Linked DNA regions of Homo sapiens: region 2 is linked to region 1. Evidence: chromatin contacts called from ENCODE Hi-C or POLR2A ChIA-PET data. All regions are on one chromosome and are shown on one strand. Each heading gives the region's core, a stretch centred on a gene start or an enhancer-like site at or near the end of the contact. The rest is flanking DNA. Distances are from core to core; before and after follow the strand shown.

Region 1 (6,690 bases), core at 2,653-5,152:
TTTTTTTGTTTCTATGGAGACGGAGTCTTGCCGTGTTGCCCAGTCTGGAGTGCAGTGGTGCAATCTCTGCTCACTGCAACCTCCGTCTCCTGGATTCAAGTGATTCTCCAGCCTCAGCCTTCCAAGTAGCTGGGATTACAGGCATGCACCACCATGCCCAGCCAATTTTATAAGTTTGATGCATGACAGAGATAGTGTCACCACAGTGTTACCTAAAAAAAAAAAATGAGGTTCATTCACCTGGCGAGTAACAAACGACTGTTTGTGAGAATGCAAGTTTAGATCAATAGGAGTTTTATTACTTGGTGTAAGTAAGGAGGACACTGGGAGTATTTTCCAAAGCAGCATCTCTCCAAGGGAAAGTAATAGGAGAATTTTATGGAGCAATGGAGAGGCGAGAGGCTACATCATCCCATGTATAGGAGGGGTCCCAGTGGTACAGACGCAGTGAGTCATTATGCCAGCACATAAGTCATGTGTTATGGTAATGAAGCTATAGCTACTCCCCGGGTGGAGACTTTAGCATGGTAATGAGAAAAGTTCACTCAGGTTCATCTATAAGTTGCTGGGGTCTGTCAGGAGCTGGGGTTTTTTTTTGTTTTTGTTTTTGTTTTTTTGAGAGAGAGTCTCACTCTGTCGCCCAGGCTGGAGTGCAGTGGCGCAATCTCGGCTCACTGCAAGCTCTGCCTCCCAGGTTCACACTATTCTCCTGCCTCAGCCTCCTGAGTAGCTGAGACTACAGGCGCCTGCCACCACGCCCGGCTAATTTTTTTGTATTTTTAGTAGAGACAGGGTTTCACCGTGTTAGCAAGGATGGTCTCAATCTCCTGACCTTGTGATCCACCCGCCTCAGCCTCCCAAAGTGCTGGGATTACAGGTGTGAGCCACCACGCCCGGCCTGGGGCTGGTTTTAACTAACTAGGTGACTGCAATCCACACAGGGTTTAGGAAGAAACAGGCTGCAGGGCAGAAGGCTGTAAAACTGGCTGACTGCTCAAGTTGATTAAATTCCTATGATCCCTGGAGGCCCTCTCTGTCTACTTATAGCAGCAAGACCTTCTTTTAAAAAGAGCCCCAGAACCTGTAAAATTAACCTGTGCCAGCAGCTGTGCTTGCTTAGAGAGAAAAAGGCTAAATATCAGTAACCACAAAGGAGAACTTAGCTCAGCAGTGCTACCCAGGCCTGAATCCTTGCTTCATTACCATATTAAAATCTCCACCTAGAAGGGAGAAATACACTTGCTAGGCACATATAGTGCTGGGTACAAAAGAAACAATGAGACTGGCCAGGCGCGGTGGCTCACGTCTGTAATCCCAGCACTTTGGGAGGCCAAGGCGGGTGGATCACCTGAGGTCAGGAGTTCAAGACCCTCCTGACCAACATGGAGAAACCCCGTCTCTATTAAAAATACTAAATTAGCCAGGCATGTGGTACATGCCTGTAATCCCAGCTATTTGGGGGGCTGAGACAGGAGAACTGCTTGAACCTGGGAGGCGGAGGTTGCGGTGAGCCAAGATCAAGCCATTGCACTCCAGCCTGGGCAACAAGAGCAAAACTCCATCGCAAAAGAAAAAAAAAGAAAGAAAGAAAGAAAAAAGAATGAGACTGAGCACACTCCAGTTCTTCCCATAGGGCCCCACCTCTTTCCAGGATCTCTGCCCCACTACATGCCCTAAGAGACCTTAAAAATCCCTCTTCACCACACCCAGAGGAGGGTACTTTGAGCATGAGCTTTTCCTTCTCCATTCCTTCATCAACAAATAAAGTTTCTGCACTGCTTAACGAAACTTGGTCTCATTTTATTGGCATGAACACCACCAGGCAGGTAAAGGACCCACTGAAGTCAAACGACTTCCCTTGAGAGTTGGTAACAGTAGCATTACAAGTCAGTGGGAAAAATTAAACTAGTCAATGAATTGTGTTGGGACAATTGGCTAGGCAAATAAAAATAGTAAGTAAAATCACACAAAAAATAAAGAAACTTAAAAAACAAAGCTAAAAGGCTGGGTGCGGTGGCTCACGCCTGTAATCCCAGCTCTTTGGGAGGCCAAGGTGGGTGGATCACAAGGTCAGGAGTTCAAGACCAACCTAACCAAGATGGTGAAATCCCATCTCTACTTTAAAAAAAAAAAAAGCCAGATGTGGTGGCAGGCGCCTGTAATCTCAGATACTCGGGAGGCTGAGGCAGAGAATTGCTTGAACCCAGGAGGCAGAGGCTGCAGTGATCCAAGATTGTGCCACTGCACTCCAGCCTGGGTGACACAGAGTGAGACTCTGTCTCAAAAAAAAAAAAGAAAAAAACCATAAAGACTCTAAGAACCCTGGTGTAACCAAGAATTTCTTAAGACAACAAAATGAAAAGAGTGAATATATTTGAATACATCAATATGAAAAAAATCTCTGTCCAAAAGAAAAGCAAAAGAAAAAAACACCAAACACAAACCACTAATAGATGTGGAAATGTAATAGCCAACAGGAAGGATAGTTTGAAAGTCCACAGTAAAACTAAAAAGACATATTCCTTACGCTACAGGAATTTAACTTGTAAGAATCTGCCCTGAAAAACACTTGCACGGGTATTCAGACATTTACACAGGTATTTACTAAAATATTCTCTGTAATAACATAATACTGGATTTAACCTACTTGTCCATCAATATGGCTAAATAAAAGTAGCATTTTTATAGGATGAAATACCATACAGCACCTAAAAGGAACATACTAGATCCTTATGCATCACCATGACTGTTCCACTATTCACCAGGTGGCCAGGCTGTGCTGCCAAGATTAAAAGGCCATCCAAGGAAGGGATAGCACATGATTTGAGGTCGCTGAGGACAGATACCAACCACATCAGGCCCCAAGAGGTACAGCGTATACTTACAGCAAAAGGAGAAACAGGGAACAAGATCCAGCCTCCTGCAATGCAAAGAGCCCCCACACCCAGCAGATCCACTCCACAGCTATAGGGCTGGTGTGATGCACACACCCCACTTAGTAAGGAAGAAAGATCTCAATCCACCCTCCCCACTCCTATGGGGTGTGAAATACAGAAGGCTGAGAGAATGAATGAAGGCCACTGACTTAAGAGATTAAACACAACAAAGGAGTACACATGAAGCCTGAAACACTGAAAGACACAAGGCATTAAATGCAGCAGCACAGGCTGTGAGGGCTCTAACTCTGCAAGGAAATGTTCCAGGCTCAAGGTCACTCTTACATTCTTAACTTGGCAATGGGCTATTTAAAAAAAAAAAAAAGACATTAAAAACTGTCAATTCTTCTTGTCTCCCAGTTTAGATATTCCTTCTTTCATTAATTTAACAAACACCTTCTAGGAGCACCTACTATTTCCCATACACTAAGGTAACAGCAGTTAATAAAGCAAACAGAAAGCACTGCCCTGGCAAGGGGCTTATGGGAAGATAACCAATAAACAAATACATGCTATGTTAGACGGCGACAGGTGCCAGGAAGTGAAATAAGACAAGAAAAAGGGAGAAGTCTATGCCAGATGTTTTCAATGTCAGGAGACCTGGAGACTAAGATTTCCGGACGGTGGCTACTTTCACTTTTCTTCCACTTATCTAATTGTCTCTAATAAGTACGCTTTATTCGCATAATTGGGTGAAAAGATAAAGCCAGAAGAAACCGGGAATTTTCCAGATTCTCTGCCCCAGACGCCCGGGGGGCGAAGAGGTATGCCCTCGGCGCGGCCGGGCGGGATCCACGGCCAGACCCCCGCCCCGGGTGCAGCCTCCAGGCCCGGCCTCACCTGCCACTCTCGCACGCACAGCCGCCCCCGCTCCGCACCCCGCGCCCCGCCGGGCCGCTCACCGACTCCGCCGCCGAGAGACAATCATCCAAACGCCGCCACCGCAGCCGACCGCCCCGCGCCTACCTCCCAGCTTCCCCAGTTGCGCACGCGCGTCGCCTCCCCGGGCCCTCTGCGGCCTCTCTAGGAAACTGGGAGGGCCAACATCTCTGCTTCTCCCTGGGCCCAGGGCCGCTGGCGGCGGGCGGCGGGCGGCGGGCGGCGGGCGGCGGGCGGCGGGCGGCGGGGCTTGTCCAGCATCCTTCGCCTCCTTCCGCGGACACTTGTCTTCCACGCTCTGATGCCCAGGCGCGCTCCAGAACTCTATCGGCTTTGGCGTATTATCCTACATCCCTCCCATCGGTTCTGCACGGCTGCCCTGGAGGCCTCTTTTCCTTCAGGGAAGAAAGGGATCCAAAGCTAGCGGTGAAAATAGAGCCAGCGGCCTGGCGCGGTGGCTCACGCCTGTAATCCCAGAACTTTGGGAAGCCGAGGTGGGCGGATCACGAGGTCAGGAGATCGGTGGCTAACACGGTGAAACCCCGTGTCTACTAAAAATAAAAAAAAAGTAGCTGGGTGTGGTGGCGCGGCGCCTGTAATCGCAGCTACTTCGGCGGCTGAGGCAGGAGAATCGTTTGAACCTGGGAGGCGGAGGTTGCAGTGAGCCGAGATCGTGCCACTGCACTCCAGCCTGGGAGACAGAGCCAGACTCCGTCTCAAAAAACAAACAAACAAAAAAATAGGGCCAGCACATCCCCAAACATAAAACCCTTGAATGGAGAAATTCCCAAACAAGGCAATAAGCCCAGCACTGGCCGTGAGAGTTTATTATCCCCTTTTAAGTAAATGCTACAAGCCCTAGGCGCACTTTTGCAACTGTTCAAGGGTCATCAGGCTGCACATGACTGACCAAGACACTCAGTTGCCCACTTTGGATGGAGCTACAGCTTTGTGGGAAAAACAGATAATAGAAATTACACAAATACATCAATGTCAAGTGGTTACGAACACTGTTGAAATGTAACAGAGTTATTTAATTGACAGCGACTGATGATAATGCTTGTATTTTTTCTGGTACTTTTCTGTATACTTCCGGTAGCTCATAACACACTGGCTGCCATGCATTGATTTGAGTTGCCCAAGGAAATAGAGTCAGTAACTGGAATAGCCACTGAATCCAAATCTTTTGGTCTTTTCACTACTGTGCTTCATAAAAGCTCTCCCGTCCCACGTCCCTGTAGAGGGAGAGTTGGGGATAGCATGGCTCCTAGCTGAGATCCCAGAAGCTAGGGGTAGAAGGTTGTGGGCAGGATAGTGAGGAGGGCAAGATTCCAAGGAAAACTAAAATCCCTGCCCAGGAACGGTTACCACCTGGGAAAGCAGGAATGACCCAACGCATCAAGGCCCAGAGTGTACTCAAAGAACAACAGGTTAGGATGAGGGTCAAAACTCAGACCAGAAAGAGCATTAGCTGAGCTTGGTGGTGCACGCCTGTAGTCCTAGCTACTGTGGAGGCAGAGGCGGAAGGATCGCTTGGGCCGGGGAGGTCGAGGCTGCAGTGAGCTATGATTGGGGCAGTGTACTCCAGCTTGGGCGACAGAGCGAGACCCAAGGAAGGAAGGGAGGAAGGGAGGGAGGGAAGTGAGAAAGAGAGAAAAGGAATGAAAGAGAGAAGGAAGAAAGAGAGAGAACGAGAAAGAGCAGGCTGCTTCTTGGGCTACAACCTGGAGAGGCTGTGTAACATTATGAGTTGGAGAAGCAGGTACAAAATAGTAAAAACTTCTATAAAGTAGACTAACAGCATGTGGCAGAACAGTGGGTTTTTAAAGGTGGGAACAAGAGAACCAAACAATAGCAAAAATAGATTGATTAACATCAGGTTACTTTTCTTTTAAGGATTAAAGCAGAGGGGGCCTTCCTTATGCTGACTGGGGTTAACTGGGCCCTTTCTGAATGGTTGCTATGAATCTCCTGTTTGCAGGAAAAACTGGTCTGTTAGGGGATTCACATACTTCTATAAAATTTCAGTTTGATTATGTGGCATTTAGCATTAGGAATTCCTTCATTTATTTATTTATTTATTTTGAGACGGAGCCTCCCTCTGTCACCCAGGCTGGAGGGCAGTGGTGTGATCTCGGCTCACTGCAACCTCCGCCTCCCCTCCTGGGTTCAAGTGATTCTCCTGCCTCAGCCACCCAGTAATTGGGACCACAGACACAGGCCACCATCCCCAGCTAATTTTTGCATTTTTAGTAGAGCCAGGATTTGTCATGTCTGCCAGGCTGATCTCGAACTCCTGACCTCAGGTGATCTGCCCACCTCGGCCTCCCACAAGTGCTAGGATTACAGGTGTGAGCCACAGCGCCCAGCCTTATTTATAATTATTTATTTATTTATTTATTTTGAGATGGAGTCTCACTCTGTCACCCAGGCTGTAGTGCAGTGGCGCGATCTTGGCTCACTGCAGCCTCCGCCTCCCGGGTTCAAGCGATTCTCCTGCCTCAGCCTCCTGAGTAGCAGGGATTACAGGCATGTGCCACCATGCCTGGCTAATTTTTGTATTTTTAGTAGAGATGGGGTTTCACCATCTTGACCAGGCTTGTGTTGAACTCCTGACCTCAGGTGATCCGCCTGCCTCTGCCTCCCGAAGTGCTGGGATTACAAGATGAGCCACTGTGCCCGGCTTATTTATTTATTTTTGAGACAAAGTCTGGCTCTATCGCCCAGGCAGGAGTGCAGTGAGTGGTAGGATCTCAGCTCACTGCAACCTCCACCTGCTGGGCTCAGGCCATCATCCCACCTCAGCCTCCTGAGTAGCTGGGACTACAGGCGCACACCACCACACCCGGATAAGTTTTTTTTTTTTTTTTTTGGT
Region 2 (6,690 bases), core at 2,548-5,047, 110 kb after region 1:
CAGACATTCAGATCTGAAATGGATCCTTTTAAGTGACACTAGCCTAATCTAACCACTGTGGATGCCCTTCAGTGCCTAGAAAATCTTTAAATAACTAATGCCCTGAACTGTATTTGGAAGAATCCATATGTGATAGTTCATTTTACATGTTAACTTGAATGGGCCATAGTGTGCCCAGACATTTGGCTAAACATTATTCTGAGTGTCTGTGGGGGTATCTCTGGATGAGATTAACATCTGAATCTGTAGACTGATTGCCCTCCTTAACATGAGTGAGCCTCATCCAAGCCATTGGAGATGTGAGTAGAAGGAAAAGACTGAGAGAGAATTTGCTCTTTCTGCCTGTCTTCTGGCTGGGACATTGGTCTTCTCCCACCTTTGGTGATATGGTTTAGATTTCTGTCCCCGCCCAAATCTCATGTCAAACTGTAATTCCCAATGTTGGAGGTGGGGCCTGATGGGAGGTGATTGGATCATAGGGATGGCTTTACCCCTTGGCTCTGTGTTGAGATAGTGAGTGAGACCTGGTTGTTTAAAAGTGTGTAGCACCTCCCTCCTCCCCCGACCCTTGGTCCTTCTGCTGCCACATAAGACATCTGCTCCCACTTTGCCTTCCCCCATGAGTTCCCTGAGGCCTCCCCAGAGGCAGATGGTACCATGATTCCTGTACAGCCTGCAGAACTGTGAGCCAATTAAACCTCTTTTCTTTATAAAGTTCCCAATCTCAGGCATTTCTTTATAGCAGTGCGAGAACAGACTAACACATTTGGATTCCGACTAGGACTCAGACTGGAAGTTACACCAGCAGCTTTTCTGCTTCTTAGGCCTATAGATCTTGGACTACAACTATACCTTCAGCTCTCCTGGGTCTTCAGATTGCATGTCTTGAGATTTCTTAGCCATATATATTATATACATATAATCCTTGGTCATAGGTCAATCACATTCCAATTTGCATTAAAAACAACTCTGGCAAAGTGGGGTTTTATAGAAAGATGAGAAATACAAACTTTCCATTCAGACCGGGATTTCCATTTTAGTTGATCAGTAGTCTAAGATCTTAACCCATCTTGAAATGTCAGTCCTGTGCTTCCAGCCTCTTCTCATATGCCTATCTCAAACTCATTTATTTCTTGTTTGCTTAGTTTTTTTCACCAGTACATTTGGGGATTTTAAATACCAGGAATGTGTGTGTATGTAAAACAAAGGCTATGTGTTGTATTATACCACTGTCCCAGAGCTCTGGCCCACTTTAAACAGGTTTTGTATAGTTCCACCTTGGTCAAAGATAGGGTGTTCCTTTCCTATCACCATCATTCCACAAGGTTACCAAGTCTTTCATCTTGGGACAGTGGTGAGGGTGCTTCAAGTTCTTTGTCAGATGGGCAGAATCTCAGGGCACAAACTGAGTGACAAAACTGAGGCTCTGGGCTGGCCACTGGCAACTGGTGGTTCTTACCAGCTGACAACTCTTTGGTTACATGCTTCCGGGCCATTGCTTAGTAGGAGTGTGAATGATTACAGGCTCACTGGTCAGTGGTCCATAGTCTAGTTGGTCATTTTGGCTCCTCCCATTCCTTTCTTCTTTCCCAGCAAGGCAAGAATGTTTTTCACCTTACTAAAGGCTTCTAATGGCCTAACTCACTATCGTTTTTGTCACTTTTGTTTCCAGTCCCATAGTGTGTAACTCCTGTCTACCTAGGTAGGGCAGGGGAGGAGAAGGGAGCCTTGGTTTACAAGTAAAATTATAATTTAGTGTGGGGGGAACAGCAATCACATTGATCAATATTTCAAAATCTACTCATTCATACTTTGAGACCCATAAAGTACTATTTCCTTCTTCTCTTCCTACTTGATTGGCTGCTGCTTCTCAGTCTCCTTTGTTGGGTCCTCCTTACCCTTTTTTATGTCATCCAAAGGACCACCAGGATGGCTAGATAGTAGAAAAGAAAGTTGGCCGGCACAGTGGCTCACACCTGTAATCCTAGCACTTTGGAAGGCCGAGGCGGGTGGATTGCCTGAGCTCAGGAGTTTGAGACCAGCCTGGGCAACACGGTGAAACCCCATCTCTACTAAAATACAAAAAATTAGCCAGGCATGGTGGCGTGCGCTTGTAATCCCAGCTACTCAGGAATCTGAGACAGGAGAATCATTTGAACCCGGGAGGCGGAGGTTGCAGTGAGCGAGATCGCGCCACTGCACTCCAGCCTGGGCGACAGAGTGAGACTCCATCTCAAAAAAAAAAAAAAAAAAAAGAAAGAAAGAAAGAAAAGAAAGTTTTATTCACAACATCAGTTTACAAACTCGGAGAGATAGTCTCTGGCTTGAACTGAAAGTGGTGCTCTCTCTGAAGAACAAAGAGAAGGTTAGAGGTTTTACAAAAAGGAGGAATGTTACATATTGCTCTTTGAGAAAGTTCATTGGCAGTAGTAAGGGTGTGGGGAGCTGACAAGCTCCAGTTGGTGAGCAACTGCGGTGGGCAAAATTAGTCCTAGAGTTGCAGCAACTTATCTCAGAAGCTATAGATAAAACTGGTTTTGGCTTATAATAAGCAGTTTCAGCAGTCAAGCTTACAGAGAATAACATTCCTGGAGCAATGTTGTGTACCCTGAGTGCTTCCCCCAGCTAATTTCTCGACTTTCTTTTATTAGGTATGACAAAAATGACCCAATTCTTATGATCAGCTTTCACATTTCTTAGCATTTACCACCACCTGACACATTTTTATATTTGTTTTCTGTTTATCCCACTAGAAATGTAAGCCCCATGAGAACAGAGACTTTACCTCTTTATCTATGTCCCTAGTGCCCAGAACAGTATTTGGCATATGGCAAGTACTCAGTAGTTGAATGAATGAATGAATCAAGGCTGAAGTTTAAGTATGTTGTTTAATGAATGCCAGGAGAGAACATAAAGAAATAAACAGAATAAGCCTGGCACGGTGGCTCACGCCTGTGATTCCAACACTTTAGAAGGCCAAGGTGGGGGTGGATCACCTGAGGTCAGGAGTTCAAGACCAGCCTGGCCAACATTGTGAAACCCCGTCTCTACTAAAAAAAAAAAAAAAAAAAAAAAATAGCCAGGCATGGTGGCACGTGCCTGTAATCCCAGCTGCTCAGGAGGCTGAGGCAGAAGAATCGCTTGAACCCGGGAGGTGGAGATTGCAGTGAGCCAAGATTGCGCCACTGCACTCCAGCCTGGGCAACAAGAGCAAAACTCCATCTCAAAAAAAAAAAAAAGACATAAACAGAATAACATGAACCTTGCTCATTGAATAAACATTCATCTACAACCTATATGGCTTCAGCTTTGTACTAGGTGCTAAATACATGGGATCCATGCAGACATGGCCTTTGCCCTTTTGGAGACTTGTTTCAGCCATAGTCCCATATAGGGGTGTCAGTTCCAGAAGTCCAAACTTAAGAGACTGAAGACCAAAGAGAGGATCAGAGTGCCAGTTTCCTTTATATACACCTGACTTTACCCAGGGCGATGGACAGCTAGAATAACCTCTTCTTTCAGGGGAGAGATGTCCCTACCATTTGCACATTACCTTGCACCATCAACTTGATTATTATTTAATATCATAGCTCCAATATGTCATCATGTGGGCAAGAGATACACCACAGTAAGCGAATTCACAAGAGGGTGATTTATAAGTCATGTTATTATTTATAGTGAGAATTGCATAAGTTCAAGAAGAGACCAGAAAAGTCACCTACCAGGTCATTCAGACGTGAAGGTCACTCCCTATCAACCTCAATTGAAATGCAAATCAAAATAGAAATGTCCAACTCTCTTAGGAGGCAACAGGCATCCTGAGACCCTGGGTCCTGTCTTTCATCTCTGCACCCTTCCGGTCTGAAACAGCGGCCAGTTCTTGTTCGATGTAAGGAACACTAGTACCCAAGGGCTCAGGAGTTCCGCCTCTCTTCCCCAGTTCTGGGAAAAGAAACGAACCATAGAGATGTGGCTTCCTAGAGATCCGGGATGAGGGGCGGGGTGCAACCGGAAGTCGCAGTATTCTCGGCTCGGCCATTATTCTGTGCCTCGGCTGCCGGAAGGGCTCGTTCCTGTGTCATCTCCTAGCGGCCTGGCGCCGAGGCGGCGGTACGCAAGGCTGGAGCCGCAGCGGGAGCCCCCGGTGAGCGGGGTGGGCTCGGGGGCGGGTGGGCGTGCAGGGAAGGCGGCCCGGGACGCGGGCCTGAGCTTGCTGGGACTGCACAGCCCTCGGTAGCCTCTCCCGGGCCCTGACCCCCGGCATGGTCCGTCGCCAGCTTCGTGTTGGGGTTCGACGTCGTGGCCTCGGCTGGGCAGGCAGCCGGCCCGAGGGAAGTACTGAGGACAGCAGCTCCGAGTCTGTGTGTGTTTGTGGACCGGTGCTCCTGTCTAACGGACTCTGCTGGCGCTTTGAGAAGAGCTGCCTCAGTAGCCTGCTCCCCCAGCTCAGGCCTTTCTGCTCTTCCTCAGTCTTGTCTGAGGCTAATCCACAGAAACATTCTGAGGTTTCCCTATTACCGGTGGCGCCCAGACTCTTGAGGACGGATTTTTTTGTTTGTTTGTTTTAAGGGGTGGAACGATTTTAGCTTTTTTAGTCTTTTAGTTTTGTAATATAATGGTATTTAAAAATCAAACTTGAAAAACTCAAACTTGAAACCACCCATACCAACATTACTTCAGGCAATACATTTTAACACAAAGTACTAAGACCGTAAACTCAGAATAAATGCTGGCCTTTGCGCGCGCGCGCGCACACACACACACACACACACACACACACACACACACTCATTGCCAACCTGTCAGCGACGATTGTTACTGGTTTTCTCTTTTTGCAGCTTACCAGATTAAAGCTTTGTCGTGGACTGGTGTTTGGAAACTGTTGTTTTAGAACAGTTTGGGTTGTTTGGGTTTCATAAGTTTCTTCGTAGATGGAATTGTTTTGGACTTCTGGAATTAGAATCCCTGAATTCAGAATTTGCTCCCATGTCTCAGTTAGCTAAGTGGCCTTGAGTGGATTCGCTCCTCTGATCCTTTTGTTTTTTTTAACTTCTGCTTTGAAAACCTTTTGTGAGAAGCTAATAAAATGTATGTTTAAGAATTTGTTATTTTTATGTTATTTGAAAATTATTCAAAATTCTTTTTAAAAATTCCTTTCCATCACCCCCAGATCAGTTACCAAGGACTACCAAGTTTTTCTCAATTGCCTTATCCCTACTTCGTTTAGAACTTAAGTCATGTGTTTAGACTATTAGAAAAACCTAACTGACCTTTCTTGATATCCAGCCCTCCCACCCCCACCATTTCTCACTAATAGAGTCCTGACACCACTTAAGACTCTCTTCATGCTCAGAGTGAAAAAGGTCTTTCTAATTGTGGTACAGTACCCAGAAGTCGTAAAAGATTGACTGCATGGCAAAAAACACTTTAAGCAAAGTCACATGGCATATATAGTCACAAAGACACTTGACAAACTGAGAAAAATTTGCAGCTGCCATTGTAAACAAAGGACTAATTTTCCTGTGATAAAAGTGTGTACAAATTAACAAGACCCAACACCTCAATGGAAACATGGGCAAAATATATGAATAGTTACTTTAAAAAATATACAAATGACTCTATATTAATTCGTTCAAAATGCAAGTCAAAAATTTGGCGAAGAGCACAAACTTTGAGAAACATATTGGTGAAAGTGAGGAAAGGCACTCCCATACAGCTGTTTCTGATGGGAGTATAAATTATAAATTGGTTCAATCCTAGTGAGGTCAAATTGGCAATATCAAAATTATACATGTATATACCTTTTAACTCAGCAATTCTGATTCAAGGAATTTTTCTTATATATGCCTACACACATCCAAACTGATGTATGCCCAAGATTATTCATGATTATATTGTTGGTAATAAGAAATGATTGAAAACTACCCAAACATTCCATCAGTGCTGGCATGAATAAATTATGATACATCTATGCATCCATAAAAATGCGGAGAGGGGCTGTGTATTGACAGGAAAGATCTCTAAGACATATTATTGAGAAGAGGAAAATGTACCACGTCATTCATGGTGTCCTACCATTTGTGAAAAAAAGGGAACTAGAAAACAATATATGTACACACATATGCAGAAATAACTGGAAAGATAGATAAGAAGCTAACGGAGAAGGAAACTTTACACAGTATACATTTTATAATTTTAAATTTTGAACCAAGTGAATATATTACTATTTTTAAAAATAAGGAAAAATGTAAAGTAAAGCCTCTTTAATGCTGAAATGTAAGTAAAATCACTTCACTTACAGGACAGGATCATCTCCTCAGAATACTGCCTCTCAAGAGCAGTAGTTAGAATTTAACTTCTGTTCACCTCTCTGCTCTACTCCTACACTCTTGCCTCTGAAGTTTACTTTCCTTCTCTGGTCTTCCTTCACAGAGTTATGTGTCCTTCCTTGCTTTTGAAAATAGAGTTTCTTTCTTCCTGGAATGGCTTTCCTCATAGTCCAATGATCCTTTTATTTTTCCTTAAAAGCCCAATCCAAAAGTACCTTTCATGGCTGGGTATGGTGGCTCATGCCTGTAATCTCAGCACTTTGGGAGTCCAAGGCAGGCAGATCACGAGGTCAAGAGATTGAGACCATCCTGGCCAACATTGCGAAACCCCGTCTCTACCAAAAATACAAAAATTACCTGG

Evidence for each region. Hi-C counts contacts between places; a loop is a spot of excess contacts on that map. ChIA-PET counts read pairs that join two places held with the same protein, here RNA polymerase II (POLR2A). Pooled maps may share reads with other maps.
Region 2: a map of PC-3 shows a loop between it and region 1 (11-fold over the local background). The contact joins the promoter of ZNF197-AS1 here to the promoter of ZNF852 in region 1. A Hi-C loop is called at or near these places in 15 of 168 maps with a recorded cell type or tissue (CD4-positive, alpha-beta T cell, CD4-positive, alpha-beta memory T cell, HCT116 and 11 more), 13 of 37 single-sample maps with no recorded cell type and 30 of 50 pooled maps. POLR2A ChIA-PET finds 5 or more read pairs at or near these places in 16 of 52 experiments (A549, CD4-positive, alpha-beta T cell, CD4-positive, alpha-beta memory T cell and 12 more).

The regions. Positions count from the first base shown.
Region 1 is chr3:44,506,715-44,513,404 of GRCh38, forward strand. ZNF852 (zinc finger protein 852) reads right to left here and starts at 3,903. Exons shown (of 4, transcript NM_001423469.1): 1 at 3,839-3,903. RefSeq lists enhancers at 3,286-4,062, 4,063-4,839, 4,298-4,357 and silencers at 3,668-3,827, 3,838-3,897, 4,028-4,077.
Region 2 is chr3:44,621,000-44,627,689 of GRCh38, forward strand. ZNF197-AS1 (ZNF197 antisense RNA 1) reads right to left here and starts at 3,798. Exons shown (of 2, transcript NR_046658.1): 1 at 3,723-3,798. All of the region lies in intron 2 of ZNF660-ZNF197 (ZNF660-ZNF197 readthrough), which reads left to right. It overlaps ZNF197 (zinc finger protein 197), which reads left to right and starts at 4,037. Exons shown (of 6, transcript NM_006991.5): 1 at 4,037-4,144. The region is part of intron 2 of ZKSCAN7-AS1 (ZKSCAN7 ZNF cluster antisense RNA 1); the gene reads right to left. RefSeq lists a silencer at 4,041-4,390 and an enhancer at 4,370-4,872.